Linked DNA regions of Mus musculus: region 2 is linked to region 1. The links are chromatin loops, found by intact Hi-C in ENCODE. Cell type or tissue: heart. All regions are shown on one strand. Links, peaks and the distances in the headings refer to the core of each region. The heading gives the core; the rest is flanking DNA.

What was found. A loop is a pair of places that touch in the nucleus more often than their neighbours do. Peaks named below come from ENCODE experiments on the same cell type or tissue, not always from the same donor. Only the 100,000 strongest peaks of a DNase experiment are listed, where the experiment ranks them.
Region 2: a loop joins it to region 1, with 3 times the contacts of the local background. A loop is called at or near these places in 2 of 42 quality-filtered maps.

The regions. Positions count from the first base shown.
Region 1 is chr8:11,175,656-11,191,858 of GRCm38, reverse strand. Gm15418 (a long non-coding RNA gene) reads right to left here and starts at 4,130. Exons shown (of 3, transcript XR_003947509.1): 1 at 3,841-4,130. In heart, for the core only: no CTCF peak of the experiment used is centred there; DNase peaks (open chromatin) are centred at 8,108 and 11,778; H3K27ac peaks cover 7,100 bases.
Region 2 is chr8:10,034,605-10,050,807 of GRCm38, reverse strand. Tnfsf13b (tumor necrosis factor (ligand) superfamily, member 13b) reads right to left here. Exons shown (of 7, transcript NM_033622.2): 7 at 14,808-15,479. The coding sequence ends at 15,367. Among named protein-coding and RNA genes, the nearest start is that of Tnfsf13b, 36 kb to the right of the region's middle. In heart, for the core only: a CTCF peak has its summit at 6,725 (motif pointing left); a DNase peak (open chromatin) is centred at 9,787.

The DNA.
Region 1 (16,203 bases), core at 4,569-12,568:
CACAATGCTCCCTGGCTTCCTGTACTGTTCCTTGCTGACTCTGCTCAGTTTTCCCATAATTGATCACACTACACCTTGATACGGATCTGGTCTCTTTGAGCTTCTGAATCCATAGGTTTGTGCCTTTCTTCTGTGTCGAAGCCTTTCTGCTCTTGGTCATGGGAGCCCAGTTGCTGGGGTAGGTTCCAGGCTGCACTTTCTGCTCCGCGTGTGGGGTGTATGTTGATGCCTGGTCGCCTTTGGCAGTGCTGTCCAGGTCTGTCCTGAGAGAGCTAATCTAGAGGAAAGCTTACTAGATCCTAGTTGTGGAGCCTCATCTGCTGGGCCCAGGTGAGGTCCTTGTTCATGACATGGCTAACGACAGTGTATGGAAGTATGCTTGATGGGGGAAGGCACAGGGTGAGACAGGAGGCCAGAGAAGCAAACATGACACCGGTTCTTCAAATAACAGCCCATTCTTTTGGCAGCTAAATCAGTCCAATAGATGTACATCGATTCCTTCTTTGATGCAATTACCTTCTGCTTCTGGCCTCCTTTCCAAGACTTTACCACCTCCCATCACCACCACATTTGAGGACTGAGCAACCTAGCACCACCATATTTGAGGACTGAGCAACCTAGCACCACCACATTTGAGGACTGAGCATCCTAGCACCACCACATTTGAAGACCAAACATCTCAACATAACCACACTTGAGGACAGACAGAGTATCCTAGCACCACCACATTTGAGGACTTAGCATCCAATTTTCCCTGGAGAAAATCTCTGTCTAAACCATAGCAGATTTGAGTCATTCACATTCCGGACATCTACTGGCCAGTCCATGCATGCATGTGAAGGAAGGGATGCAGATGAAATCAGCTTTCAAAATAGGGTGATGTGTGAAACTGGAGCAAATGGCTGAACTTTTGCCCTTCTGTTCTGAAAGGATGCTTTTATTTAATGTGTGTGTGTGCACGAGCACGCATGTGTTAATTCAGAGACCGGAAGAGGGCATTGAATACCCTCTTTCACTCTCCACCTATCCGTTTGAGGTGAGGTCTCATTCTCCACCGGTCACTGTGTTTGTTTAGCTAGACTGGAAACCCACGAGTCCCAGCAATCCTACTTTCTCTGTACTGATGGGATGCCTGGCTTGTTCTATGGGAACTGGGATTTGAATTCTAGTCCTCATGACTGTGTGGCAAGCACTCTTAACCACTGAACTTTCTACCCTACTAAAACTCCCCACTCCTCTCTAATGCTCGAGAGCACTGCGCGTCCCTGATTTAGTTGGCGACTCTGCCAGGGCTCTTCTATCTCCACGTGACTGCTGGCTCTCCTGGAGCAGCTGTCTGTTGTGGATATCACTACACACAACACGTATTCTCTGCGTTAACTGGGGGCCCTGTCAGCTTCATACCAGATCCCTCAACTCCTTAGATCACCTGCTCATCTCGTGTCTGACTCCAAAGGCCACTGTGTTGTAGTCAGGGCACTAGAACAATTGCTATTTAGATACAAGTCTTACAGGTTGTGGGCACATCACCGAAACGGTGTGCTTGCCTGGAAAGAGTATTCCATCCCTTGTACTGAGAGGAAATAGATTCTGGCTCTGCCACATATAAACTATAGAAGAGGCTGGGGATCTGCACGATTTAGGTCATTTTTTTTTTTATTTGAAGTTTTTCCAAACCAAAATCGTAAGTTGGGAGGAATCTACAGGAAGAGAAAAGCTAGCCCGACTGCGCTCCCTCATCTAGCCTTTCTGCACTCTGCCTCCATCCTGTGCTTCAGTCCTTCCTCCCACCCATCTACCCGGCACCCACCTACCCAGCCATTATCTACCTCCTCTACCCATGGCTCCTCCCACCCACGGCTCCTCCCACCCACGGCTCCTCCCACCCACGGCTCCTCCCATACATTCCTCATCCATCCCTCTCTTCTTCTGTCTGTTTTATCGTCAGCATAAACACTCGCTGTGTTTTAGGTATGAGGAACAGGGGGACTAAAGAACACCCGTCCTTTACAGTGCTCCGTGTAAGAAGCAAGTCATCGGAGAACAAGCTTACGACCCGTCAGATGTGAAAATTAGGTCGAAATTAAAAGTACAGTTATGCAACAGGAAGAGATAGACCAGAGGGTTGGGTTGGGAATGAAATCAAACACTTGCCTACTTCACAGTGTCCCCACGAAGAGGAAAAGAGAAAAGAGGGTTAGCTGAGGATTACATCCGGGCTCTTCCTTCACACCAGCCTGAACTACATTCTGCATCTTTTTTTTTTTTTTTACAAGTTTATCAAAATGGCTTTGAGACGATTCTGTTGTTTGTCCTCACTTGTAGTTGAATGATTTACTCTGATTTGATTCCTACAATGCAAAGCTGCATTTCATGCTCTTGGATTTAAGATGGCCTTACCACAATAGTTCAAGTGCTTCAAACTGGGCCCAGTTTGAGGGTTTTGTAGTCCTCGGCCTTCGAAATTCCAGATCTGAGAGATCCACAGGTGACACTTGGAGCCCCTTGTCCTTATTTTCATGATCAAGTTACTTGCATTTGGGGGGCTATTCCGATGTTGGCTTGAGAGAAGAAAATTACACTTGTGTGTGTGTGTCCCCAGTTAATCTAATGTTCAATTTGGCATCCTCTTAGTTTACAAAGTAGTAACTCCCCCCCCCCCCTTACAAAGTCCAGGTCACATGGATTTGGGATGTGTGTGTGTGTGTGCCTGCCAGAGAGAGAGAGAGAGAGAGAGAGAGAGAGAGAGAGAGAGAGAGAGAGAGAGAGAGAGAGAGAGAAATGGTGACCCATTGAGAGGTATCCACTTTGCACTTGAATTTAGGTATCTCAAGTTCCCTCTTCTTTTTCCCTACAAATCACACCCAAGATAAAGTTTTTTTGTTTTGTTTTGTTTTGTTTTGTTTTGTTTTGATACATTAGGAGAAAAACTCCTCCCCATCCTCCATCCTCTGGAAAGCAAATTTTCCTATCTATGCCGCATAGCCGCATAGATGGCAGCATAGCATCTGTGGGTGCTGGTGTGGAAGGCTCCCTGGGCTCTGAACTGCAATGGAAAACAGCCCTTTGATCCTCTCTGAGCCATGGTATCGATTGTTAGGCTGCTCCATTCTGGAAGATTCAGACTCCAAGGCGGTGGGAGCCAAGCTCTGCGGGTGGAGGGCAGGCAGCATCCCAGACATTTCCTCCCCCCTCCCCCCCCCACTGTTGTGAGGAGAGCTGCGGGCTAGTTCAGTGCCTTGTGGGCTCACACAGCTCTTACCAGTTCCTTGCTGGCCCTCAGGACTCATAAGTTGTAACTGTAGCCCAGGAACAGGACAGCTGAGCTACCCAGTCACCTCTGGAGTTTGCATCCAAGCTCCAAGGGCTTGAAGGGGTGGGGGTGGGGGCTCTAGAGTGTGGATCGCAATTCCCACGCGGGGGAATGGGTCACTTGTGGCACTTGCCGCAGGGACATGTCCCGGGACGAAGTCTCCTGTGACCACATGGCACAGGATATTGAGAAGAGCGTGTTCATTGGGGGACAGTGGCCTGTCCTTGGGGAAGCACAGGAACAAATGCGCGCGTGGGGACCCAGTGGCCTGCGCGCTTTTGAACAGGGGTTCACGGTGGCGCGGATCTGCAGCCCCGCGAGCGTTGTGTCGCAGCTGAGTCACCTCCCCGCATCCCCCGCGTGGGGAGCTCTTCCTCTTACACCCCACTTTGAGCTTCCTGAGCTGCGCGGGCTCGCGAGGACCATCCACCGCCTCACCCGGAATAGCGGTGCACACCCGCACCACCGCGCACTTGCGGCGCTGAGTCACCGGGAAACTGAGTCACCCTCCCGCCACCAGGAAATACCTTTTTTAGACTGCCAGTCTGAGCGGGGTTGCGGGTGACTTCGGAGATTCGGTTCCTGCTGATCATCAACTTCCCGCGGAGGCGTGCAGGCCTGTTTTCCATTTTCCCACGCGATTCCCTTGGCTTGTTGCTGCGGGCAAGTTTGGCACAGCGTGTACCTGGACGCCCTGCGGGGACCAGCCAGCTTGCGGATGCAGTTGGGAACTTAGGGCGGTCGCTATGCGATCATCACATCCCAGTGATGGTCCTTACACACCGATGACCAAGTTGCCGCCCAGTTTGAGGGCATCTATGCTATTTGTCAAAATCACCTGTAGGTGGCGCCCTTGTCCACTTGCTATCGCGCTTAACCCTGGCAGAAGGGTTAAGGGTCTGCTGTGCATCAGGAAGCCCAGAAGAAACAGAACAGGGTTTGTGAATTAAAATTGTGAAAGTACAGTGAGAATACAGTAAGGATGACTTGGCCTGGCCTTGTGTGAAGGGTGAGGAGTGGGGAGTTCTGGGAGAAATCACAGCGGCAGTGGAGGCACGTTCCTGAGCGTTGGGTGTAATTTCATTTTGCATGAAAAAGAGGAATGTGGATTTGCAACAGCTTGGTAGGACTTGAGTAGGAGCCCAAGGGACTAAGGACCCTTTCCCCAGGGGAGAAGGATTTGGGAATACGGACCCACAGCATCAGTGCACAGGGTCTCATGGTATGACTCCGAGAGAGGGAAGTGTTTATGCCAAACACAGCTCCTGGTGCAAAGAGTGCAGAGATGAGCCAGCACCTGGATTTGTTTATTCATGTTACCTTGAACGACATGTTCCGCTGTGGACCGGTGACTTTAGTAGTCACAAACCAAAACAAAGCCATAAATAAATCAGTGCATTTACAAATGCTGCTGGGGACATCTGGTAGGGGTTATAGCGGACAGGGAGCTCTCTGCTGTCAGTTTCAGATGCTATCTGGTAATATTCTTAGCTCTGGTGCCAGGGAAGCTGAGAGTTTGCTAAATAGCATCTGAAAGATTCACCAAATGGTCCCAGGGATGCCGGATGTTAGATCAGATATTAGGCTGGCATTAGTAGATTATAAGGGGGGCGGGGGCTGAAGATAGCCCAGGTAGTTTGGGTTCTCTATAGTCAGAACTTTCTATCAGTCAATTAATCTGCTGATATTTAACAGATGTTCTGGTTACAGGAGAAGGGTGCTTGCCACACCAGAGGCCAAGAAAATGGACATTGTTGTGTTTGTGTGTGTGTTGTGGTCTATGCATGTGTGTGTGCATATATGGAAGCCAGAAGCGACTGCTGGGCGTCTCCTTTATCAGTGTCTATCTTCTCCTTTGAGACATGGTCTCTGGAGAGGCTCATCGATTGTCTAAACTAGCTGTTGGGCAAGCCGCCAAGATTCTCCTGTCTCTACCATCCAGTGCTATATTACAAGTGTGTGTGTGTGTGTGTGTGTGTGTGAGAGAGAGAGAGAGAGAGAGAGAGAGAGAGAGAGAGAGAGAGAGACCATGCCCAGCTTTTGACTTGGGTCTTGGAGATCTGAATTCAAGTCCTTATGTTTTCAAAGTAAGCGTTTTACCGACGGAGCCGGTTCACCAGCTCCCGCTGTGAGTGTCTCATCATTCTTAGAGGTGATGCATTTGTACCACAGGTGGGCTTAGCCTCTGGCTATGCACCACCCCCCATCTATCCTTCCACACCTGCCCTCTGCACAAGGGTCTCCTCTGGGGAAGGGGGCTCTAGCCCAGTGAAGCTGGGAAATATGATCTGTGAGGACAAGGCAGGGCTGGCTGTCCAGAGTGGGGGACCTGGCAGTAGGGAGTTCTGACAAACTTTTCCACAGAACCTTGAAGATTCAGGTATCGGAGACCCCAGAACACCTCGGCAGGTGCAGAGCACAGCTCAGCTTGTGCGGCTCAAAGGAGAGAAATCTTTTCTCTTCACCATTGCCTCATCTGGTACTGGGCCCCAGAGCATCCAGGGCCCTAAGAGGAGGAAGGGGAGACACAAGGTGGGTGTGGCCTTGGGACCTTCCCTCTGGGCACTGCTCTTTCCTTTGCTCTGTCCATCATGGCTGGCAGCTCTGTAAGCATCAGCACTTCTTAGACAGAAGTGTGTGGGAAGGGCTGGGAGGATGGGTGTTGGGACAGAGCTTGCTGGGTAAGTGTGAGGGCTGGAGTTTGGATCCCAGAGTGTGACAGCTCACATCTATAATCCTAGTACTAGTGGACTAGAGACAGGCAGATGGGTGGGGTTCCCTGGCCAACCAGTCTAAGCAGTCAACAACAGTCACTCCAGATTCAGTGAGGTGGTGGACTGGGCGTGACCGTACACACTTTTAGTCCTAGCACTCGAGGCAGAGGTATGTGGTTGCTGGGAGTCTGAGGCCAGTCTTGTCTTTGCAGTAAGACCCCATCTCATTAAACAAACAAACAAACAAACAACAAACATACTTGGACACACACATGCACACACAGGCACACATATGCACACACACACACATGCACGCACGTGCGCGCGCACACACACACACACACACACCCCAGATGGAGATCTATAGAGGAAGACATCTGACACTAACTGCAAGTTTTTCACACGTGTATACATGGTGAGTGCACCCCTCCCTCCCCCGACATAATGATTGTGTGAAGTACAATTGAAACTTTGCATCATAAAGACTGGGGTCTTACCGAACAGCACTGTAGCAGTGCACGAGCCAAGATGGTCTTGAGGGCCTGGTGTTGAGAGCTGCTTGTGGCTGTGGTGGTAGAAGCAGAGGCTGTTCATGTCTCAGTGGCTATCCGGATTATAACCCTTCATCTGCTGGTGAACACTTCACATGCAAAAGGTTCCACACCTTGTCACACAACAGCTGAGGCCCAAGAGCTCATGCTCACAACATACTGAAGGCATGTCACATTGAGGCTACATCAGTGGCCTTTGATCCTGATGCAAATCAAGGCAACATCTCCAGACAGGAACCCTGGTAGAACATACCAACCTACCCACAAACATTTTGACTCAAAGCTTATTCTGTCCACAAGAAATGCAGGGATTGGCTATGGAACAGAGATTGAGGGAATGGCCAACCAATAACTGGCCCAACTTGAGACCCATCCCATAGACAAGCACCAATCTCTGGCATTATTAATGACACTGTTATCCTTGCAGACAGTAGTCTAGCATGGCTGTCCTCTGAGAGGCTCCACCCACCAACTGACTCAAACAGATGTAGACACCCGCAGTCAAACAGTGGATGGAGCTTGGGGACCCTTATGGAAGAATAGGAGGGAGGATTGTGGGCCCCAAAGAAGATAGGAATTCCACAGGAGACCAACAGAATCAACTAAGCTGGACATTTGGGGCTTTCAGAGTCTAAATTGCCAACCAAAGAACATACACTGTCTGGACATATGTCCAGGCCTCCCTGCACATAGGTAGCAGATGTGCAGCTTGGTCTTCATGTGGGTCTGGGATAACTGGAATGGGGGCTATCCCAAAAGCTGTTGCCCGTATGTGGGATGTGTATTTTTTAGCTAGGCTTCCTTGTCTGGCTCCAGTGAGATAGGAAGCGCCTAGCTTCACAGAGGTTTAAAGTGTCAGGGTCAGGGGATACCCAGGGGGTCCCCGCCCACTCAGAGGGGAAGGGAAGAGGAGGTGGGGAAGGGCTGTGGGAGGGGGTGACCAAGAGGTGGGCCGTAAATGGGATGTAAAGTGAATAAGTTAAAAAGTAAATACATTTTTTTTAAAGGCCACATTTCAATGGAGGTGGGAATGATAAGTCCAGGGCTCTTCCAGTAGGAAGGAATGAGCATCTGCAGTAGATAGAGGAGAAGGTGGATCTTAGCCCACTGAGGACGGTGTCCATCTACCCAGATTACCCTTGAGACAGTGAGCTCCCTCCTCAGTTCCCTGAGAGCCTCCCCCGAGAGTCTGCCTGGGACGCTGTGCCTGGAATGACTGGCTGGGTGGGAGAGAGAAGCTTGCACAACTCTGTAGTGTTGGGCACAAACTGGAGCTCTATGGAAGACACTTTGGACCAAGTGTGACAGGTGAGGCTTTGGGCTGTGGTGCCCTCTGTCAACTCTAGTAACAGCTGTGGCTTCCAGAAGAATCCAATGACCCCGCGCTTCTCCGGCTGGTCTAACTGCTCACCTCTTGACATTGCCAGCGAGCTGGTTATAAATAGAAGCTGGACACGCTGCTTGTGTCCTGTTGCTAGGTGATCCCGATGGTTCCTGTGACATCATGTCCCTGGGAAGCCAACCTTCATCGCTGTCAAAATAGCTCCATAAATAGGCCAGTGGGCAGGAGTGGTGTTCCAGTAAATTCTGCAGTCTGCCCCTGCCTTATCAGGTAGTGTTCAGGAGCTGTTGGTGACACAGTTCGAACGTTGTCAGCCAGCAACTGTCCAGCCAAGTGACTGCTTGACCTAGAAACAGGGAGTCTGGCTTGCAGCTCACCGTTTGTGGTGAAAGACACCTATGCTTTGTGTTCCCCAGTTGCTTTTCATGCTTTGCACCAAGGGAAATCTGTCTTCGTGACTGGAACGTCTGACCCTGCTAAGCCCTTCCCAGGGTGTTCACATAGCAGTGTAGGAACAAACACGGATCCTGTGTGTTTGCTTTTAGTGATTCTTCACAGATCCTCTGTCCCACCTGTATGTTCCTCCATCCTTAGCACACGGCACAGAACTGAAAGATGAATTTTATTAAGAAGCCAAAAATCAAACCATTTTAAACAACCAGGCTTTTTGTCATACTGAGTCTCATGTCCAAGGTCAGAGCCATCTTTGCCACACTTTCAAACTACAGGTACCACTTTGGCTGGCGATGCCTGCAGCTGGTGAAGCCCTGGGTCCTAGACTGAGCTCCATATAAACCTGGCATGGTGACATATGACTGTCAACCCAGAATCTAGGAGGGTGAGGCTGTAAGAGCGAGGTCAGCCTTGGCTTTATGACACCCCTATGGTGGGGTGACTCTGGCTAGCTTTTCCTCTAATCTCTCCTCTCCACAGGTAGTGGGAAAATAAAGCAAACCCCACTATGTGAAACACTGGAAATAGCAGCTATGTGTGGCCGGCCGGCCCTCTCTGGTCCCGAGTATACAGTCGCAGAGCTAAGGTGTGCCGACATTGTTGTGGCTTAGAGTCACCATTTGAACTCACATGTCTGTTCTCTCCGGGGTGAAACGGTCCACCAACCCCTGCAGGGCAGGCTCCAGGGCTGGGCTGGCTGCTCAGCTGGAACAACAGAATGCCCCGTCATTGTGTGAGTGTGGAAGGAGCTGCATGCCGTGAGTGGAGGTTTTCTGGGCATGGAGTTTAATATCTGTGTCCAGAGTACCGCCAGAATCTGGGAAAGTGCTGCCCAGGTGACTCTGTGTGCCCATGGTTCTCACATGCGGTGAGCGTCTGTGTGCAGAATGCATGCATGTACATCATGTGCCTTTAGTGATTCTTTGAACATCCTTCCACCTCCACACGTCTTACCTGTCCCATTGATAGGTTTGGGGAGACCAGCCATAGATGTGCTCAAGTCACCTGTGGTTAGAGTCCATTATTCTGCAAAACAGCAGTGTCACACAGCAGTGGTGCACAGAGGTGTGAATGTCCTGCCAAGAGACCAATGAGGTAGGATGCAGAAGTGGCCCTTTTTCCTCACGTAGTCACCCTGCTGACGTCACCTAATGTGCTGCCGTAAGAAAATGTGTGAGGGCTTCTGTTCTCTGCTTCATTGGAGGCTAGAAATTTCCATGGAATGTCACTCACGTGCCTGTGTACATTTCCCATGACCCTGGTGTGAACTGGGCTCTCCTGCAGTCAGGAGTCTGAGAACAAAGCCACTGCAGCAGGTCCCCTGAGGGGTGGGTAGAGCCTTCCTGGCTCCTTCCAACTTCTCCAGCCCTGGCCTCTCTGGGCTCGTAGAGGCTCTACTCTCTCATCTTGGCTACCACCTCCGTACTGGAGTCTCCGTGTCTCTGTCCCAACAGAATGGTTTCCCTTCTCTCTTGACAGACCTGTGGACCAAGGTTCCTCGAGTGCCACTTCAGCATGGCCTCGCCTTATTCACTTCTGAATGGAGCTTATTTCCAAACAGGCACAAGGTCTGAGTTTCGGGGCTTTGACTTATCTAATCTTTTGGGTCACTCCATTCAATCACCACAGGACACTGCTTAGCCAGAAGCTCCACCCAAGGTGTCTTTCCCATAAGATTTCTGGTCATAGTTCATGTTAGGCCAGGTTTATTTTACCAAGAGGGTTATTACAGTGTCAGTGCTTTGGTCCAAAGACACAGGCACGGTTGCTTTTACTGTTAGGAAGTGCGATTTCAAATGTCCCTGAGCTGATTTTTGTCTGGCAGGAAATGCACCTGACTGGTGGTGTGTTTCTTTGTTGATGGTTTCTTTTCTGGAGGAAGGTGGTTAGAAAACCACAGTGGGCTTTGAGACATCTTGGGGTTGAGCACGACATAAGCCTAGGTTATAATTAGACTATCCTCTGCCATAGATTTCCTAAAAATGGCCTCCCAGCTCCTTAGAATGCGCAGCCTCTTAAATAATGGTCCTATTTGTTATTCATAATGGGACAGCCCGGCAATTGCCTTTTATTTAAGCGAAAGGTCAAGAGGTTTTGATTTAAACAGGGGTTGAATCAAAGGTGGCACATCTATATGAAAGATGGAAGGCAGGCATGTGGGCCCTGACTGCACGCTGTGACTGCTGCATTGTCTGTGGAAACTGAGGGGGGGGGGGGACAGTCCAGCCCACACTTTACATGCATGTTCATTGTTGCAGAAAGTCAGTCTATGTCTTGGCAAGTTCATTTCCTTACAAGAGGCCGTGTCTTCCGGCAAGAATGGGTCAGGTGTCAGGGGAGAGAGGGCTCCCATCCTAATGTCTGCTGGTAGGGAGAACAGAACACTGGAAGCCATGGTACTTTGCAGCTGAGACACACTGGTCTGATTATCTAGAAGGAATTGGTGGCTATTCATCCTCTGAAAGGCAGCCATTTAGCCTTCTTGTTGTAACGACCTTGAGGAGTCGCCATCTCACAGAATGGCCCCTTCTCACAGTGTAGGGGATTGCATGCTCACACCACTCTCCGTGGGAGCTGGACCGGATTCCACTGCACTTAGCTTCAGTAAGCAGCTTGGATTTCTTCTGACTGTACTTCGTAAGGCTATGAGTGACTCGGACCTCCATGTTGGTAAGGGAAGGGAGGTCTCACTCAGGTCTAGCTGTCAGGTGCCTGCTGCATCTCACCTCATTTAATTCCTACAAGCATGAAAAGTGACCATGTCCACTAAGGTGCTTCTGCTGAGAGGTGAAGCGATGTCCCTGGGTGCTCAGGATGAGACACTGTGCTTTGTCAGTGGCCACGGGAGCATTTCCGAGACTGGGACTCTCCTGTTGTGCTTGCTGGCCTCTGCTCATCTTCTCTTCCTCACTCTGAGATAAGCAGGGCTGGACTTCCTCTCTGTTACTTTGTTACTGGGCAGGAACTCGTTTAAAAAACTTCCTGCACCGGCCCATCTCCCAGCTCAGGGTCTCCACCATTGGTTCCAAGCTGATTCTGTACATCCCAGCTCCTGGAGGATGTTGGGAGCTGTCTGTGTTCTGACTGATGGACCAAGATTCAGAAAGACAGACTCTGGCCCTGACGAATCCACCCACAGTTTTAGGGCTACCAAGACTGATCAGATAACTGCATTCCTTGGAGCGATACCTATGAATATGTTGCGGTCTTCTTGCAAGACAAAAGGGTGTCCTGTTAGGTTTCTGTTGTCATATGGCTCTCTGGATGGACACAGTGTTCTGGGGAAGACTGTATCTGGGCGGGGAGTCCTGGAAAATTAGGTTCCCTCCAAGAGAGAGGCTGAAGAGCTGTCCAGCTACAGGAAATGCTACTTCCTGTGTGCAGTGCCTCTTGTTCCCTGGGTGGTAGTGTGGTTGGCGGTGGGAGCTTATCTGGAAAAATGGGAAATGAAAGCCAGACTGTTGGTCTAGCTTTGACCTCTGCATGTGAACAGGAGTCCCAGCCATGACTGGCCTGAGCATGTCACTCATTGCCAGCCTAAAAGGCCTTGCTGGTGTTAACTGGAGAGCAGAAAGAAAGAAAACCAAATATTAGCGCTCCCATATAACTTTTGTTGTGATGTATCTTAGTCAGAGTTTCTATTACTGCATAAAACATCATGGCCAAGAAGCAAGTTGGGGAGGAAAGGGTTTATTCAGTTTACACTTCCATGTTGCTGTTCATCACCAAGGAAGTCAGGACTGGAACTCACACAGGCCAGGAACCTGGAGGCACGAATGGAGGCAGAAGCCATGGAGGAATGCTGCTTATTGGCTTGCTTCCCCTGGCTTGCTCAGCTTGCTTTCTTATAGAACCCAAGACTACCAGCCCAGGGGTTGAACCTCCCACAATGGGCCCTCTCCCCCTTGATCACTAATTTAGAAAATGCCTTACAGCTGGATCTCATGGAGGCTCCTTTCTCTGTGATAGGAACAGCTCGTGTGAAATTGACACACATGATGTCTGTGCTAAGTAGTCAAAGTGACTAAGCAGAAGAAGTCAGCGAAGACTTGGGGCTGACTGTGATTCTGGCTGAGGTAGTAGCTGCCATCTTTGTTTGCAGGGACATGGTAAATCATTTTTATTGAAGGATTTCTTTGGATCATGAGGACTGTTCTAGATCATGGTTAGATCCGAGAGAGAGAGACTATGATCATGTATCCGTCGATGACCCCAAACTTTTGCTTGTAGGTTCAAGAACAAGGCTTGTCCAGCTTACATGGGACCTGGGCACACATCTGGAGAAGACAGCTGTCTTTATACTTCCTAGGTTTGTAAAGTTGGATAGTGGGGCACTGTGAAGATACGCACAGTGATAGCATGGGTGGCCAACACTGCAGTCTTTAGTGTGAAGGAAACTCAGTTTTATCCTCCCATCACTGTTGTAGTGAGGGGACTCTAGCAGGTTAATTATGGCTACAGTAGCCAGGGATGTTCTGGTTTTATTCTGATGAAACACAAGCATGCATAGTCATGTCTTCGTGTGTGTGTGTGTGTGTGTGTGTGTGGTCCTCCCATTGCAGAGAGCTGAGGATCTGGTATGCTGCTTCAAGAGTTTACATCCTCTCTGGCTGCATGTACACAGAACCCACCAAGCCCCGATATCCAGGAACTTAGGGGCACTAAGTATCTCCTTTCACCTTTCTTGCTCCTTTGACCTTTGTCAGAAAAGCAGAGGCCTCATGTCCCACAGGTCATTGGAGAATGTTTTGTGGAGAAGAACAAAGTAAAGACCAGCTAACCCAGCCTTTGAGCTTAGGCTCCTGCAACTTCCACTTTAAAACGTAAAGTGTTTAAGGCGTTTCTAAAACTCAGCGGTGAGCTCACAGGACTGAGCCCAGGGGTTAACTGAGGAATGTGCATCTGTGTGTGATAGAATCCAGAGATGAATTGACCTTGGCCAACAGGAATGTCACGACCATAAGCTATGGAAAGCTGCAGGTGCCAAGTCCAAACCACACAGGGCTCTCTTTAATGTCAAGTCACCTACCTAACATCCTCATGAAGTGCTGATCAACTCCTTGGAATGTGCCCCTTAGGTAAGCTGACCTCTAGCTCCCACCAGTCCTGAAGCTAATGCCACCAAGGGCTCCTGAAGCCGACAAAAGATACGTTTCCAGTCCACTGCCACACACCTAACTGATGCTCCGACCAATGTAAATGGACAATGTATTGACATGACATTTTCCCTTGTGGCTCTAAAAGTTCTTTATCACTTTTTCTATGGTGGATCTGTCATTCAGGGTAACCTGAATTTGTGTTCTGAGGGCATAGTCACTCATATTTGGCTCGCAGTAAACAGTTCTTTATTTCCCTAAAAGCAGAGTTGCTGTCTTATGATGATGGGGCCCATAAGTAGCTCCTTGCTTAGCTGCAGGTCTCAGAGCATTTTATGAATTGCTTTTGAGTTTCTCGGGCAACACAATCTTTCAAGATCCAGACAGCTCCAGCGGAAGACTATTTGTTCGACCATTCTACCATGTCTGGGTGTGTCCAGGTGTATCTATACCATGCCTTCCTTGGTTTAGCCTGTGGGGGCCAGGTGATTTGATTTGGTTAGTTACATATCAGTTGTCTCACCAACTTTTATGGGAGGCAATTGAGATCTTTATTTCGCCAATTGCTTGAGAGGAGGCACGAGGACAGACACTTCATTCCTTGTCTGTGTTCCTTCAAATCAGCATTGCAGAACAGTGAAACACAGCTCAGTAACTCAGTCCAACTGACAACACTTCCAGGCTACGCTTTGTCATGTGTTCTGCTGTGCCCTCCAAAGAGACATGTTCCTGAATCTCCCACCTATGAATGTACCTTCAATGGTTACTCCTATCAACTGGACACAACTAGGATCACCTGGAGAGGGAGACTTGATGAGAGACATTTTAGATCTGATTAGCCTGTGGACATGCCTATGAGGGATTGTCTTGATTGTTAACTGCTGTGGGAAGACTCAGAACACTATGGGTGACATCATTCTCTACTCAGAAAGTCCTAGACTGTGTGGACAGTGAACACATCAGACAGACATGTATTTATTTCTTCTGACCTTGACCATGAATCTGACTAATTCTCTCACATTCCTGTTATCTAAACTTCTGTACAAAGAAAGGTATGGACTGTAGCCTGGAACTCTAAACTAAATCCCCCCAACTTTATTTATTTTTTGCATTGCTTGCCTTTTTTCAGAGTATTTTTTATCACAGCAACAAAAAATGAAACAGGACAGTGACCTTCTCTGGTCATTGCAGATAGAGTTATACAGAGCTCATGACAGAACAGGGTGGGCTCTGAACCCAACAGTATTGATGTCTATGGGAAGAGACCTCATGTGGAGCCAGCCGTGCACGGAAAACTGTGAAGATGGAGTGTCCTCCCGAGAATCATATCCTGCAAGCCAGAGGGCCCAGGCAGAGGGGTCTGCAGCAATGAGAAACCAGATGAGGTAAGAGAGGTCCCACCTTCCCCAGACTGGGTACGTACATTTCTGTTGATGCTTCCAGTCCCAGACAGTAAAGAGTAGATTTCTGGAGGGAATCCCGACTTGTGCTGTGTTGCCACAGCAACCTTAGGATGTTAACAGGCCGTTTAGTGTGCCCAATCCTCTGCCTGGCTGACTCTTATCTCAACCCAGACTCAGCTTCACTCTACCTATGTCTACTCCTCCAGGGAGTGGGCATGACAGTGAAGCGGTGGCCTTTGCAACAGCACAGAGAGGTTCTGACGTGCCCTCCACGGACACCAGCTTCTACTACCCACAATTCTTTTGCTGTGGTGCACCCAAAGGGCAGGAATGGGGCAGTGGGGAAATCAGCAGAGGCCTATCTCAGAGCGTGTCAGCTCAAGGTCTGGAATTCACGGGGTATGGCCTAGAGAAACTTGTTCAACCTGTTATTTAAAAAAAAATTAATAAAATATTTTGAATAGGTAACATATTCACAGGATTCAAAAATACATCAAAAAGGAACATTGTGAAAGCACCCTCCTCTTCCATATTTACCCACCTCCTCCACGAGCTTCTTCCCCGCTGCCCCAGGAAATATCTGATTAATTGTTCATGGGCTTCTGGTATTTTTGAATGCACATAAAAGGAGATAAAAATCACATGCTTTTATTCTTTTCTCTTGCTATTCCTGGAGAAAAGCTTGCACAAGATGCGTGCTATGCATGCTGCATTTATACCTAAACTGATGGGTTTTCCTCTTGGGGAGGGCAAAGCCAAACCAAGCTTATCCAGAAGTTATGGTGAGAAGATTCACTCCCCTCTCCCCGCGCACCCCCCCCCCCCCCCGCTCCAAGGAAAGAGAGCAACGGCATCATTGCCAAAGCAGACTCCTTCCTAACAAAGGAAGATTGGAAACTTTTGGAGCTGACAACAACTCCTCTTGGAAAACGGTTTGCGGCGGGCACATTCCCGAGCCTGCTCAGTTTGAGATGCACACTACTGAGCATGCTCACTTCAAGGTCCTAGCTCAAGAAAGAAAGATGGCTGATACATTGCGGTGGGTGGGTGGGTGGGTGGGGGTTACGTATGCCTCGCTCGGGGAATGGAGATGTATTGAAAGTTTAGAACATTCGTGGGCATGTCTATCTTATGTCATAAAGATGGCTGACATGAATACTTCTGGGTCTCTCAGCTTTTGTTGTGCCTAGTTTCTTCTCCCAGAAAGAGAGTAGGGGTGCTCAAAGGAAAAGCCACTTAAAGGCACACAGGCCTCCGTTCAGTTCGTTAACCTGTAGGTCTCCATCCCATAGCGAATTGCCTCTGCTTTTCTTTTCTTATTTGTCCGTTTT
Region 2 (16,203 bases), core at 2,647-10,646, 1.1 Mb after region 1:
CCTAACCCATTGGGCACTTAGATAAAAGGCTGTATATGTATATGTGAACATAGATGGAACACAGCTAAACTCAGAAACGAAAGGCAAAGCCTAAGCATTTCCCAGGAGAAGTGTGCTAAACACCTATAAATGAAACTGCAGACACAAGGGGACAGGGAGATAATTTTACACATTCTTAACCCATGAGAATACAGAACGGAAAGTTAAAAGGGTGAACGTGACTTTCCATTCCTTTAAAGATGCTTGCTTTAAAAAAATAGAAAATACATGTGTAAATTTAGTATATTTGAATATAAATAGTTGAAAGTACTTGAGTCTACAAGGCAGACAAAATTATGAATTATACATAAATTATTCTGTCCCTGACTGACCCAAATCTTTATTTCTTGAAAGTAGCATTTCTGTGTGTCAGCATTTCTGTGTGTGAGAGTGCAGACTAGAGGGCTGGGGTGATTTATGGATTCTTGACAGCTGGGTGGGATCTGTAACCTCAGTTTCTCAGGAGTGTACCAGGTCTTACCTCTGCAGACACTTTGGCCTAAGCTTCTGTGGGTTGGATCTGCCCTCAGCCGACTCAGGGCTCAGCCATAGATGTCCACTAACAGATTTGGAAAGTGTATGTGTTTCTGAGGGTCTACTAGTCCCCAAGGTCCTACCTCATTGGTTCTTTTCTGGTTCTGCAGAGTGAAACAGACAAACAAACAAACAAACAAACAAACAAACACTGAGGCATACCCCTACCCCAACAGAAAAGCACATAAAAAGTCAGCCCTATGCAAAAAGACTTACTTTGTGCCCTCATCCTCGGGGGCAGGTGGGGGGCATGTACAATATTTCTTTTGCCTGGCCAGGTTCAGTTCTTCAGAGCATTCCCCAAGAGTTAGTGCACCTCAGTAGTAGTATAACAGGGTTTGCTAGAGGTGGTTTTCTGACTCTGCCTTCAGTGCTCTACTCTCACAGGTATTACAGATCACTGAAAGGTGACATGGACTCTGCAGATGAGTGAAGTGCAAAGCGCTCACACTGAGAGTCTCTGATGAAACAGGCAGATGTTTCCATGCCTCTATCAGAGCCCTGTCCTGTGATGCTCAGATCCAAGAACGGGAGTGGAAGAAAAAGTTGTCCTCATTAATGTAGATGTGTATGCCGTTCACATAGCCATTTCTCAACTATGAAACACGAACCGAAGGCTCTTCTGAGCCAAAGCCTGCACCAGGCAACGGGAGATAGTGAGGGGACTTAGCTGGAATTGGCCTTGGACCTGAGGGACCCGGGGATTTCGAAAGGAAAGCTGAGCAATGCTAAATGCAGAGCTCTGCAGAATCTCCATGGCTAAACCAGGGAGCGCCTGCAGAGCAGAGATGCTGGCATCCAACTGCAGACAACGAAGACAAAGCAGGAGTCCTTCCACCCCCGCAACCATGCTGCATATACATACATTCTCTATAATTACCAGCGTACAGCTTGTGGGTCAAGGCAGAGTGTGTGGGCGAAGATTTACAGAAAGATTTTTTGCAGCTTAAGATTTTGTGCAGGATTCCTGAAATACAGCACAGACTTGTGTCTTCGCATGGTTGTGGTCTGGTACAGTCATCCAGAACTGATGGGTTTGGACTCCAAGGTCAATGAGAATGACACAGCCATTCACATTAACATTAATCTACATGTTAATAAGAATCACTAAGATGGCCCTGGCCTATGTCAGTTCACAGCCCAGACGAATCCTTCTGCCCACCTGGCTGGTCTATCTCAGCCGCGAGTGAATTCGATGTGGTTGCCTCTGAGGCTCAGGGACTACTAAACCTTATTCATTGTTACTAAACCTGAAAGCTCTTTATAAATGAATAAGAAGGCAGTGTAGTTGCACCCTCTGCCATGAATGAAGACTGTTTTAGGAAGTAAAGGCAAGATGGTAACCATGCATGAAATACCACATTCAGAAGCTTTGGTGAGTCTTGGGGATTTGATGATTTCTGCCAATTTGGGTACATTGTGGGTATGTGAGTGCTCTTTCTGTATGTACACCTGCATGCCAGAAGAGAGACTCAGATCCCAATCATAGATGGTTGTGAGCCACCAAGTTACTGGGAATTGAACTCAGCACCTCTGGAAGAGCAAACAGTGCTCTTAATCGCTGAGCCATCTCTCCGAGGTTTTGCCAATTTGAAACAAGCTAGTCACCTAGAAAGAAGAAATGTCAATTGAAAAGCAGTCTCCCTCAGTTGACCTGTGGGCACTCTGTGGTACAATTATTATCCTTGCATCATTACTGATGTGTGAGGGCTTAGCCCATTGTGGTCAGTGCCCTCCCTGGGCAGATGCTCCTGAGGTGCTTACAGAAGTAGACTGGGCAGGATCCATGAGGTGCAAGCAAATTTACAACAGCCCTAAATGACCGCTGCTGCAGTTCCTGCCTCTCGATTCCTGCTTGACTTCCTGCCCTGAATTCTTGTCATGATGGACTATGGTGCAGACACATAAGCCAAATAAAAGCTTTCCTCCCCAATCTGCTTTTGATTATGGTGTTTATTACAACAGAAATCATAGAAGACAGGAGCCAACATAAAGAAACTGTACTATCACCCTCAGAAGGCAGAAAGTAAGGCTGTGAGACGCTGACCTTCAATGGAGGAGTGCTCAAGGGCAGAAGAGGGAGAGGATTTGGGTCACTGGTTTTGAGTGGACAGCTAGAAAACCATCAGCCATATTATAGCTCATTCTTTTCAATATACATGTAATCAGTGTGTGTGTGTGTGTGTGTGTGTGTGTGTGTGTGTGTGTGTGTGTGTGTGTACATTTGACAGATGTATATAATATGTGACCAAATTAAGATAAACAGATATTCCAATGTCTCTGTATAGATCAATTCTTGGGTTGGGAACATTACAAAGTTATTTCTTTCAGGACATGGTGATGCACACCTTTAATTCTAGCACTTGGGAGGCAGAGGCAGAGGCAGGTGGCTCTCTGTGAGTTCTGGTCTACAAATAGAGTCCAGGAAAACCAGGACTTGATTTATTTATAAGTAAACAAACAAAAAGGTACATAAAATTATTTCTCTTCACTATAGCTCATTTTATAACCAATTGTAGAATTTGGTTATAAATCCTTTCCCCTTTTTACACCATCATCATCATCATCATCATCATTATTATTATTTATTATTATTATTACTATTGCTGTTATTTAGGGGGACTGTCAAGCACACATGCGAAGGTCATAACACAACTTGGTGGATGAATCTGTTCTTTCCTTCTGCTACATATGTGGGTTCCTAGGACTGATCTCAGGTTGTCTGTCAGGTTTGGCAACAGCTTTACTCAGAGATTCATCTCTCTGTCCCCCTTTTTATCTTATCTGGGGTCCCACAGCCTTTGCCCTCCCGAGGATGTTGCATTAGCTACCCTCTGCACAGTAGTACTGCATTCAGCCTGTGTACCTGCTAAAGTCCCACAACGACTGTACCATGTACTGTTTCCATCAAACAGCTAGAAAACCTGTCTCCTTCCATCATCAGCCCATCTGCCACCAAGTGATTTTTTGTCCAAACCCATACACAGCCCAGCTTCTGTAGTATGTGTGTTCCCTGAGGCACATACAGGGCTATCCATTTTCCCTGGCTTCCTTCCTCCACCTGTGTGCACCCGACAACAGCTCCCAAACCTCCACCCTGGGCAGTCTCTATGTCCTCTGACTTCAGTGCAAAAGCTGGACATCTCTGCAGCACCCATATCACGCCATGTGCCCATCACATCCGAATGTCCCCACAGAGGGTGACATGGCCGATTGTGTGCCGCATCTCCTAGAAAAGGATCCCGCTGCATTGTTAGAAGAAAGATGAGCAGTGCTGTCTGGAGCTATGAAGGATGAAACTCTAGTGATTGTTTCTACTTTTAATTGACTCACAGTAGTGCCAGTATGAGGGCACAGTGGAGACTTCAGCCCTCATATACAGTGACTAACAGCTGGACGACCTGTGTTTCCAGCTTCCTGCAAACACGCCATTTCTCCCAGTTCTTCAGAAGATACATAACAAACCACTGTAAACTGCTGTCACCTCAGCAGCAGCAGAACACTAGAACCTGCTCCTTTCTAGCTACATTTTGGTGCTTAGCCCCTCCACCTCCAGCACCATCCTCCTCCACTCTGTCCTTGGATCACCCTGTGATGTGATAAAACCTCTGGCAAAAAGCAACTTGGGGAGCAAAGGGTTTATATGGATTACACCCCTCAGTTATAAATATTCATGAGGCAAATAAAATATTTATCTCCCCTTGACCTAACTATAGTCCAACATAAAAATATTTTCCATTCAGTGTCTTTTAAAATATAAACTTTATACACATTTATGTAGAGCCTGTGTTGTTTTAATACACATAGTCTTTATGAATGTCCAAGTCCACCTACACAAACCTGTCTGTCTACATGTTTATCTTTCCCTTGTGGTAAAAATGCTCAGATTCTTTTTTGTAGATTCTTTTAAATACTCCATAGAGTATTATTAACCATAGTCATACTAGTGTGCATACCACGGTCACAGTAACACTAGTGTGCACACCACAGTCACACTAATGTGCACACTACAGCCACAGTAGTGTGCACACTATAGTCACACTATGTGCACACAATAGTCATTCCACTGTGCAGACCAGTCACACTACTGTGCATAACACAGTCACTCTACTGTGCACACCATAATCACACTACTGTGCATCCCATAGTCACACTAGTGTGCATTCAACAATCACTCCACTGTGCACACCACTATAAAGATCATAATCACTATACTGTGCACACCACAGTCACACTACTGTGCACACCATAGTCACACTATGTGCACACCAGTCACTCCACTGTGTGCACACCACAGTCACACACTGTGCTCACCATAGTCATACTATGTGCACACCACATGTGCTCAGTACCATGCAGCAGCCTTTGTCCATGCCTAGCTCTGCCCCATTCCAGCTTCTGATAACTGTCACTCTACCCTTATCCTTGTGCACGAGTGAGTGCCAAATTCCACACATGAAGTGATTGAGAAATATTTCCTATATAAGCTCATAACCCTGGCAGGAGAAACATGTTCTACTGTCCACAGTGTGAGTTTTCTGTTGTACAGTGTGTAGAATGGAAAGTTCAACAAAGTCCGTAATAGTGGGAAGCTGTTTGTATCATATTTAATTTATTTCCTAGAACAAGTGCATAAGTGCATGTGGTCAAGTCTGAGAGCTTCCAGGAACCCTAGACATTGCCTCTGTGTCTCTATAAGGAATAAAAATCTCCAAACAGATGCATAGTGGAGAAGAAACTCAGGGAGAGAAATAACAACCTATGAGCATCCCAAGTCAGAATGAGCCCTACACTGGCCAAGACAAGAGCCTTGACCTCCCAGAAGTGCGGCTTTTGATGTCTGTCCACATGCCTATGTTTGCACTCACTGTTCTCCTACAGGGCAAAGATGCTCCAATTTCAAGATATAAGGAGTCCAACTCAAAGCAAAAAGAGAACAACCACAAATATCCTGTTGCCTACAGGCCAGGCTCATGGCAACCTTTCTCGTAGGAAAGTGTCTTTAATATTTGCTCACTGGAGATGATGTATGCTTGGATGCATATTTTCCAAGATTATTGATAGAAACCAGAAGAATCAATCTCATGATTCATTGCAGAAATATTTTTGGTGTAAAAGAAAGTGTTAAGTGCTCGATGGTTGGATACAGAGAAGAAGGCATGGTGTGTGTGGTATTGCAAGAAGGGAGTGCTGTCCTGGGTGTCCTGGGTCCTGGAATGACAAGGAAGCGTGGATGGGAGGGACATGAGGCCCACGGGTTTGTTTATAGGTCAGACTGTGATAGGTGACCTTACTAGCCTTTAGAACATCGAAAGTTGAAATGTCAAGGGAAATGGGCTTTCAATTGGACATGGAGTTCGTAGGACTCACCACAGGTCTTACAGTCCTTAATGGAAGCACAAAAGAATTAATTATGGTATGCAATCTGACCGTGGGCTGCAAATATTAATTTGGGTCATTCCTAAGGATGTGACCTACTATGGAGGTGGCTACACAAGCCACTGTTAATTACCAAACAAAGTCGTAAACCAAGGCATTTATAAACCAAGGCATATGCCACATACAGGCAGGGACCACGGGTGGCAGAGCAGCTACAAAGAGGGGGAACTGCTGTAGGTTTCAGATGCTGTCTGACATATCCTTAGCTTGTTGCTGGTGGAAGTACATTCTCTTCAATGAATGAATATTTAATGTTTTAGTAGTCACAAAAGGTTTGGTCAGACATGGGAGTGAGCAATGAGTTTTTTTGTGTGACTGAAATAGCTGAAGATAATTTGGCCCTGGTCTACACAGTGTTAAATGTCAACACTCACAATGTTTAGTCTCTTGGCCTTATAGACTCTTCAGCAAAACAGAGTGGCTTTTATTTCTGGAAGCTTTAGCTAGACTCCTTTTGCACTGGGGGCTATGGTTGTGCAAGGTCTTGTCGTTGTAAGTGGTTTGATACAATAGAACTTCATGCAAAGATGGACAGTAGAAGATGTGGCGACATCTCGGTTTTACAGTGCCCGGGGAATATACCTTAAGGAACATTCATGGCGTATGTTGGGTAGCTTATTGTTCCTTTTCGTAGTCTTACAATTTTTACCATTTGCTTAATTGTAGTTAATAAAGCAGACGTTTTCATTAGATGTTCGCGTGCTTCCCTCTAGTGGTTGCATGTGTGAGCAACAGGACAAAGGAAGGCACTTGTATGACATGGCTACACTAATTACACACACATACAGGCATGCACGTGCATACACACATTCACGCATACACACACAGAGGAAAAGAAAAAAAATACCCGATTCACCTCACCCACTCAACAAAACATCTGACCATCCCTCCCTAACATTGTCAAGCTGCAAAAACTGGGGAAAAACAGAAGTATCGTTGCCATCTTCCTCCCCAATCATGCCTGCCCTGTACGCTCAAGTCCTGAATATTCTAAAGCAATTATATGACACTACGAGTAACACTGTATCTATATTAAAATTACATATAAAATTAAGATGTACCAAATGTAATGGGATTTCTATCATATCCCAAAAAACAGTCTAAAAACAAAAGAAGAAAAATCCAAAAGGTCTGCCTTCTCCTGCTCCTGTACATTCAATCCTATTCCACTCTTTAAATACTGAAAACGCTGTATCTTACTCCCTTCCTCTCTCCTCTCTCCGCCCATCTTCTCTTTTGATGGCTTTATTTGGACATGAGTACTGTGATGAGAGTATAAAGTGCCTTTAGTCTCATGTTTTGAACACTGGCCACAGCTTGCAATACTATTTTGAACTATATTATAGGGACTACAGGAAGTTCAACATGGCTGACTGGACTAGATCACTAGGGAAATGTTTACAGGCTACATGTCATGGCTGTGGCCAGGCTCTCTGCTCCCAGACCTGTGCTATGTGAGCACCAGTCGCCTTTCTCAGTCTCCTCCTGCAACACCGTTAGCAGGATGGGCTGAGCTTTCTCCTCAACCAGGAGTCAAGATGAAACCTCGGTCATACATCTTGCCACAATGATAACACAAGTAACTAATATAGACGATTAATATCAGAAAATTGAGGTTATTGATAAATGAAGCCGGACCAAGAGAGGTTTGAACCCTGGGAGATGATTTTTAGGAGGGATTTGAAAGAGATTGGAACTGAGGACTACAGATGTCCTAGATACACTAGTCTTCACTTAGTGGGGGGATGCTGCTGGGAGTCTGGAATCCCAGAATGCCTGAAGAATGGTGGGCCACAAAGACAGCACCCGTGAGGTTTCGGTGGGAACCGAACTCTATTGAAGACTGGACTCTAGACTGTGTATGTCACATTTGTGCAAAGAACCAAGCTACATTTTCCCCTGTGTCCTCAAAGTTGAGTGAGTGTGAACTCTATGGAATTGTTTTGTAGCGGAAGTTTTGACACAGCATAGCATGTGGGCTTCAGCATTGTCATTTCCCAGAGCTTTAAGCCAAACTGACACCAAGATTCAGGACTAAAGATCAGAAAAAGATTTGAGCGCACGCCTTTAATCCCAGCACTCGGGAAGCAGAGGCAGGCGGATTTCTGAGTTCGAGGCCAGCCTGGTCTACAAAGTGAGTTCCAGGACAACCAGGGCTACACAGAGAAACCCTGTCTCGAAAAACCAAGAGAAAAGAAAGAAAGAAAGAAAGAAAGAAAGAAAGAAAGAAAGAAAGAAAGGAAGGAAGGAAGGAAGGAAGGAAGGAAGGAAGGAAGGAAGGAAGGAAGGAAGAAAGAAAGAAAGAAAGAAAGAAAGAAAGAAAGAAAGAAAGAAAGAAAGAAAGAAAGAAAGAAAGAAAGAATTGAAAATGTACAGTGTGAAAGGAGAGTGTCATTGTGGACAAAGCAGATGCAGATAAAATGGCTTTAACTGGCAAAAAGATCAGCACCATTAAACAGAAGATACACAAGGTACTCAGAGACCGGTACAGCCATGGTCCAAGGGACCAGTCACATCTTGGGGTGGCTGCAGAGGCTGGCATTTTCTGTGTGCTGACACCATAGAAGTACTGGGTCAAGATAAAGGCCAGTGTGGATGGAGCACAAGTGGAGTCTGCATATCAGGGGTCCCTTGCAGCATATGCATGGGGCTTTGCATAAAATCTATGTTTGCAATATGGATAGGAGGATGTTGAGAACTGGAATACCTGCCATGGAAAGCTGCAGATACCATGTGGAGCTAGCCCAAGGCATGGTGTGCTGAACAAAGCAAGGCTCCTCAAGCCTGTGGTGGATCGCATTGTGGTAACTTGTGCCACAGAACCACGCCCAGGGCTACAAGATTTAACATTTGTCCTGTTTTGACTTTGTTTGGTCCAATATTTCCTTGCTTCCTCCAATCCCTCCCTTTGGGAATGCTGCTCAGTGCTACCGTATACTAGAAGATCATTTTATGAAGCCAAGTAGCTCAGGTATTGTCTTGAGACTCAGTAGAGACTTTGAACATTGGATATTTGGGTGAGCTGGAGTTTTTATTAATATAGTGGGAACTCTCAGATTTGGATTAGTGGAACTTCTCATTATTAGACAATCATGAGCCTTCAGGGGCAAGAGACAGAAGACTGTGATCTGAGTCTGAAATGTGCCCTACCAAACTCATATTTGGAATGCTAAATTCCCAGCTTCCAGTGCCATTTTTGAAAGCTGTGGAATCACTAAGTGGGGCCTGCAGGGTCAGCAGAAGTCAGCAGAGCCTTTGATGATTCCGGATGAGACCAGTTCTTTGCTCCTGCTGGACCGCACATCAGTAAGGAGTGGAACCTACCTGTCCTGCTCGCCATGATAAACGCAAATCCCTCTGAAACCAAGAGCCCGATTCCAGTTAAAGTCTTTGCTTGTACACACTAGAAAGGGATGTGCCCTTCTGAAGTTTCTGCCACCCTACCTCCCCTGCCATGTGGGATGAAAGTTCTCTGAAGCTGTCCCCAGAATAAACTTGACCTGTCTTGTTTTTCTCTTGTATTTCACCACAGCAACATGAAAGTAACGCCAGCACAAGTGGTAGCCCAAGGTCCTCCTCTCTCTCCACACACTGGCTTTCCAGGCACTCTCTACTCTGTCACTGGACATTTACAAGTTTTTCACTGGCACATAATTATCTCTTAGACAAGTCTGAGTACTAGATAAAACTCTGCATCCGAGCTGAAGCCCTTCCATTTCTAATAATATGAAAGGAAGCCATGGCTGCCTCTTGATAAGGAATGGCTGTAATATGATAGGGAAGCTGACCTTAAACTTGGGACACAGAATCCAAACATGTACTTGTTACGTGATTTCACATTTCTGCCTGTCTGGCATCTGGGGCTGGGACTGTTCAGAACACTCCCTTAGCATGAGGGAGAGCCTGGGTTTGATCTTCAGCAGCTTCCACCACTGCCAAGGGACCTCTCACCTGGTTTGCCTCCTCTCTGGCCTCAGTCTCAACTCTGTTTCTGGCTGGACCATCCACTTTCTCAGAAGAAATGTAGGGTTAGCAAATGTCTTTCCAATCATCAAGACAAGTTACACATTTGAGATTTTTCTGAGGTGTCTGTGACTCCACTGTGTACACTCAACATGTACACACACATGCACATACATGTTCAATACACTCACATGTGCATACACACACACACACTATATATATATATATATATATATATATATATATATATATATATAGTAAGAAGCACATAGACACAGCAGGATCTGGGATGTGGCGAGATGAAACTCCAAAGATGCCAATCATGATTGAGTTCCCACCAGAAGATAAGGGTTTCCCTTGCTGTGTGAACAGATTGACTTCTATGGGTCTCCACTCTCACCCTTGACTTCTGTGACTGGCCAAACAGATTCCTTGATTGATGGTACTTCATTTTAGAAATGCTTTGTTTGTTTTTGCTGTGACATTTGGAAGTGGGTCTGGAAGCCCTCTTAAGTTTGCGGCTCATACTTGGCAAAAAAACCGATCCACTTCTCTTTAATTTCCAGGAGTCACACTGAACACGTTGTGCAATAACTTTATTGGAAATGAGAAATTTATGTGGATGAGCTGACTTTCCCACCCTCTCTGCTGCGTTGCTCACACTGAGTGTGTCCCCCACTCCACTGGTGAGCTGGGCCCCAACACAGACTCCCTCCCTAGGGAGAGTCCACAGGAAGACTCAAGGGATTCCTCTTATCTGCAGAAAAGACTGGAGAAGGGTTACACACAGTCACCCAGGGCCTGTCCATACTCACATGGTGATCCAATATACACATTCTTTAGTCTCCAGAAGACCCTTTATCTGGATGCTTGGTCCCCATCCAGCCCCTGATATACAGAACCTACTTGTGCTGTCTCATAATACCAAGATCCTGGATCCTTTCTCTTAGACTATGTTAAATGCCAAGCAACCTTTGACCTACACATGACATTTTTGACACATCTGGACAATCACAAGAAGTGAAGTGCCTTCAGGTGAATAGTTGTACATTTATTTGGAACCATAAGGATACTTCAGTTCCTTCCTTTCTCCCATTGCTCCCTCCTCCCATCATTCCCTCCTTCTCCCATTATTCTCTCCTTCTCCCCATCATTCCTTCCTTCTCCTTCTCCTTCTCTCCTCCCCATGATTTCCCTCCTTCATTCCCATCATTGTCTTCTCCCCCATCATTCCTTCCTTCTTTCTACCTCCAACATTTCCTGCTCTCCCCATTATAACTTCCTTCTTTCTACCCCCATATTTCCCTCCTTCTCCCCAGACCCCTTTCTTACTCAGGGTGCCTAAGGACAATATATTTATTTCTTACTTTTTTGGTATCTATAACTGAATCCCTGACAGGAGCTATTAGGGGAGGGAGCAAGAACACATTTAGACTCATGTTTGAGAGGGCACAGTCCATAACTGACATGTGGAAGAGTTCTTAGAAGCTAGAGTGACTACAGATCCTCAAATTTCAGCAGAGGATATTCAGGCCAGAATCAGTGTAGGACCAGACACCATGACCCACTTCCTATAACTAAACTCTACCTTAGTGATCTCACAATTTCCCCAAAGAGCACTACCAGTTGAGACCAAGTATCCAGACACAGGGTCTTGGGAGGGATCAGCTCACATTCAAACCATAAGCTTCTAATTTCTGTAAATTTTACTTCCAGATGTCTTACTAACATAAAACCAGACAATTCATTTCTTTTTCTTTGGCATTATAGTTTAATTTTTTTCTGTGTTCATGAGTATAGATATGGGCATGCTGTCATTTTGATTATGTATACAGCATGCAAGGCATTATTCCAATAACTTGTACATACTCATTAAGTTTTCCAAAAAATGATAAGCTATGGTGGTATTGAAATTTGAGAACCCCTGTTATAGGTTATTTAATAAGAAACTAGAATTAGAACAAAAACAAATAATTTTTTCTCTACAACAAAAAGCCTTCATGGAGGAGAGGAAGAAGGGATAAGAGAGAGGATTCCCTACTCCCACCATTTAACAAGGTGTGTTTGTATCCATGTGCCCTGTGCACACACATTCCATGTGGGTGGATTTATACATTGTCACATGTGGAAATTTTCACCTCTGACAGCCTTGTGTTAATTTTTTTTTTTTTTTACTTTAAACCATTTTAGATTTTAAAGGTTTCAACTTTTATATTGAGGTCTTTGATCCATTTAATGGATTTGCTGTATAAGGTGGACAACAGATATCTGGTTCATTCTTTTATATGTGGATATCTAGTTCTAATTAAGAGGCTATTTTCTTCCTATGTATACTTTGGAACCTTTGTAAAAAAATTAAGATGCTATTATTGTGGATTTGTATCTTTTTGTTCCATCGAATACCATCTGATATCATGGTTCATTTCGATCTGGCTTGGTTTGTTTATCTAGGGTCATTTGTGTTTCCATCTGATTTATGTTTTACTTTATTTCTGTGAGTAAGCGCATTGTCTATGAACCTGTAGCTAGAAGGATCAAAGGCTCTAGGAGGGAACCTATAACTGTTACTCTGCTCCATGGATGTCATTAGGAATTAGACCCACTCCCAATGACTTGTCGTGGCATTCATAGATTAAGGCACTTCTCTAGGCCCTTGCCAGAGAAGCCTCTATCTGCAGTGAATGGTGATTAGCTTAGAGGCCCATTCTGGCCAAGGTGAGGGAAATAAGAGACTAAGGAATGCTCAGACATAAAATGAATTTAAGAAAACATTGGCATCTGAATGGGTTGGCATCATATCTGTAGACTGCTTTGAGTGGGCTAACCATTTCTCAACACCAGTTCATTCAACCCATAACTGGGGGAATCTTCTCCTGTCTCTGTTTCTACAGTGTTTCACAGGTGTTCTTGCAGAGCTGTCCTCTGCTTGGCTGGGCATATTCTTGGGCTTTGATTGTTCTTGTTCTTTTTGTTTTTGTTTTTTTGTTCTGTTGGCAGTTGAGAATAGGATTGTTTTTCTGATGTTGTTGTTGTTCTCAGTGTGTTTGCCATTGGTCTACAGGAAGTCTACTGAGTTTTTGTCTGATAATTCTGTTTCCTGCCCCTTTCCTGAAGGAATGCATGAGCTCCAGACATGATTGAATATTTAAGGCTTTGTGTAGAGAAGTATGCCATCTGCAAACAGGTGTACTCCGACTTTTTCCTTTCCTATTTGAATCCCCTTTATTCGCTGTTCTGGTTTAGAATTCAAGTACAATATTAAATAGGTGTGGATGAAGTGGGCCTACTTTTTTAACCCTGATTTTAGTGGAAATGCTTTTAGTTTTTTTTCCCATTTAGCTTGATGTTAACCGTAGGCTTATTAAGTACAATCTTTATTATGTTGAGACCTAAAATTCAAGCTGATAGAGGAAAATTGGAAGAAACACCTCAAAATACCAGCACAGGCAAGCACTTTCTGAACAGCACTCTGGTTGCTCAGGAAATAGCCCATCAGCTGAAAATGGGATTATGTGAAATTAAAAGATTTCTTCATGGCAATGAAATCAATGTATCTAGTGAATGGACAGCCTACAGAATAGGAGAAAAAAGTGCTAACTAAATATCTGACAGAGGTTTATACCCACAATATGTAAGAATTCATGTGTCAATATCCCTAGTAGTTAAAGGCGTCACACTTAGAATACACTATAAGAACTCAAACAAAATAAATGCATAAGTGCTGATAAACCAAACAATTCAATAAATAAATGGGCCAATGAAATGAACAGGCCCTTCTCAAAGGATGAAGCTGGCCCGGCCAATAAACACATGGAACATATTCAACATTCCCAGTCACCAGAGAAATGCAAATAGAACCACAGTGAGATTCCATTTCACTCTAGCCAAATTAATCTGTCATCAAAACAGGGGTAACAGCAAGTGGTATCAGGGATGTGGGCAGAGGGGAACTCTTACTGCCAGTGGCAGAAATGGTCTAGAAACTGATCTAGAAACTGGAAATCAGTGTGCAGGTTACAGAGAAAACTAAAGATGGGTCTTACATCTCACACTATTGCTGGGTTATTTCCCCAAACACTCCTGTTCAAATCCAGTGTTTTTAGTTGACCTTTACTCTCTGAGTAGTAATGATAACTCGTAGACGTTAATAGATTCCTTGGAGATGTACAAAATATCCAGACTTTACCATTAGTGCCCCAACACTTGTTATTTCATCTGAAATGCTTCTCACCTGATTTTTCAAAGTTAGAGTTGTATAGAGAAATACCAAAAGTGGATGTTGGCAGACCAAACGGTGTTGGCAATGGTCAGAAGGCATGGTGCTTTTATTTGGCAATCAACCATAGCAGTAGAGCTAGGGAGGTCACTAGCCACTCTCCTGAGACAATGCTTCTCCTCCCCCCAGCCCTACTGATTCTGAGACAGGATCCTCACATGGGGCACATATTTGCTTCATCTCGATGTCAGATGCTACGAAGCTTGCTTAAACCTCACCTGTTATGGAGCAAATAGGGCAGATGCTTCCTTCTGGAATCTAACCCCTAATCTGCAATGGCAGCAGCAGCCACATACTGAACAGGGAGGAAATCTCTGCTCTGCCACAAACACACGCTCAAAGCAGAGCTTATGTGAGTGGCTACAGCTTCTCGTTAGTGACCTCTGTGCAGATCAGCTGTATCTACAATACCATTTTATAAAACCACCGGAAGTTACCACAAAATACACCTATGATCCAAAAAAATGAGTGAATTCTTTCCTTCTGTGAAAAATACCTCGACATCAGAATCAATTGCCAGCTCAACCTAGGTCAAGAAAACTCTTTTATCCAATTATTTCACACTTAAACCTTTTTAATTAAGTTTATTTTACACTTGAATTTATAAGGATTTTTGTCTATTGCCAGTTCAAGACTTCTAGATTTAAAAACAAACAACCTTTCCATAGTATCCCATAGTATTACCTGGAAAAGAGCGTGTGTGTACTTAGCATGAGAAGGGAGAGTAAATCCTGAGACTTAGCGTGAATGCTTCAGTGACCTGCAGTTGTGGGCCCTCTTCTCATGGCAAATCGCAAAACAAGGAAATCTCCCTGCATTCTGAACATGTGTCACCCAAGGCAAAAAGCAAGGTTGCGGTGCGTGTTGGCAAAGGACTGGAGAAAACGGTCTTCCTCATCCGGTCTTTCTGAGCGCGGGCTCCGTTTCTCATAACTCACATGGCACACTTCGGTTGTGGCTGTCTGTTATATTTCCTGGTTTGGATCAGATTCAACGGGTCACGAGAAAACTTTCGCTGACGGCTTTCCCCATCTTTTAGTTTTTCCAGTCGTCTGTTTCTCCCTCGGAGGTACAGAGAAGACGAGGGAAGGGGATCACGCACTCCAGCAAGTGAGTTACAGCAGTTTTAGGGCACCAAAGAAGGTGTCGTCTCCGTTGCGTGAAATCTGTGCATTCTCCCGAGGAATTGCAAGCTGAATCTCATCTCCTTCTTCCAGCCTCGCGATGCCTGGGAGAGAGGGGCAACAAGAGTTTTCCGTAGTTGCTGTTCACCAGAGAGTCCATTAGAAGAAGCTATTGTATCACGTCAGCACAGCATTCACGCTTCACTCAATAACTGCTCATAGTCCTGTTAGCTTTAAAACTAAATGGGTACATTAAGAGCAGAACCAACAGGGTTCAGCAGATGTGTGTCTGCTGTACATAGACTGGGATCCCAGTGGCGAATGTCACCATCAGGTAGATCAAACCTTGTTCTTTGAGAGGATATTGTAGAGTCACTGAGAGAAGCCCAGCATTATGGTAATCTTATTTATTTATTTATTGGTATTAGTTGTGTGTGTGTGTGTGTGTGTGTGTATGGGCACACATCCCAGCACATGTGTGGAAGTCTGTGCTGGTTTGAATATGCTTGGCCAAGGGAGTGGCGCTATGAGGAGGTGTGACCTTCTTGGATTAGGTACGACCTTGCTGGCAGAAGTGTGTCACTGTGGGGGGTGGGCAACAAAACCCTCCTCCTAACTAGGTGGGAGCCAGTCTTCTCCTAGCAGCCTTCAGATAAAGATGTAGAACTGTCAGCTCCTCCTGCACCATGCCTGCCAGGAAGCTACCATGTTCTCACCTTGATGATAATAGACTGAACCTCTGAACCTGTAAGCAATTCTAATGAAATGTTATCCTTGCTAGAGTTACCTTGGTCATAGTATCTGTTCATGGCAGTAAAACCCTAACTA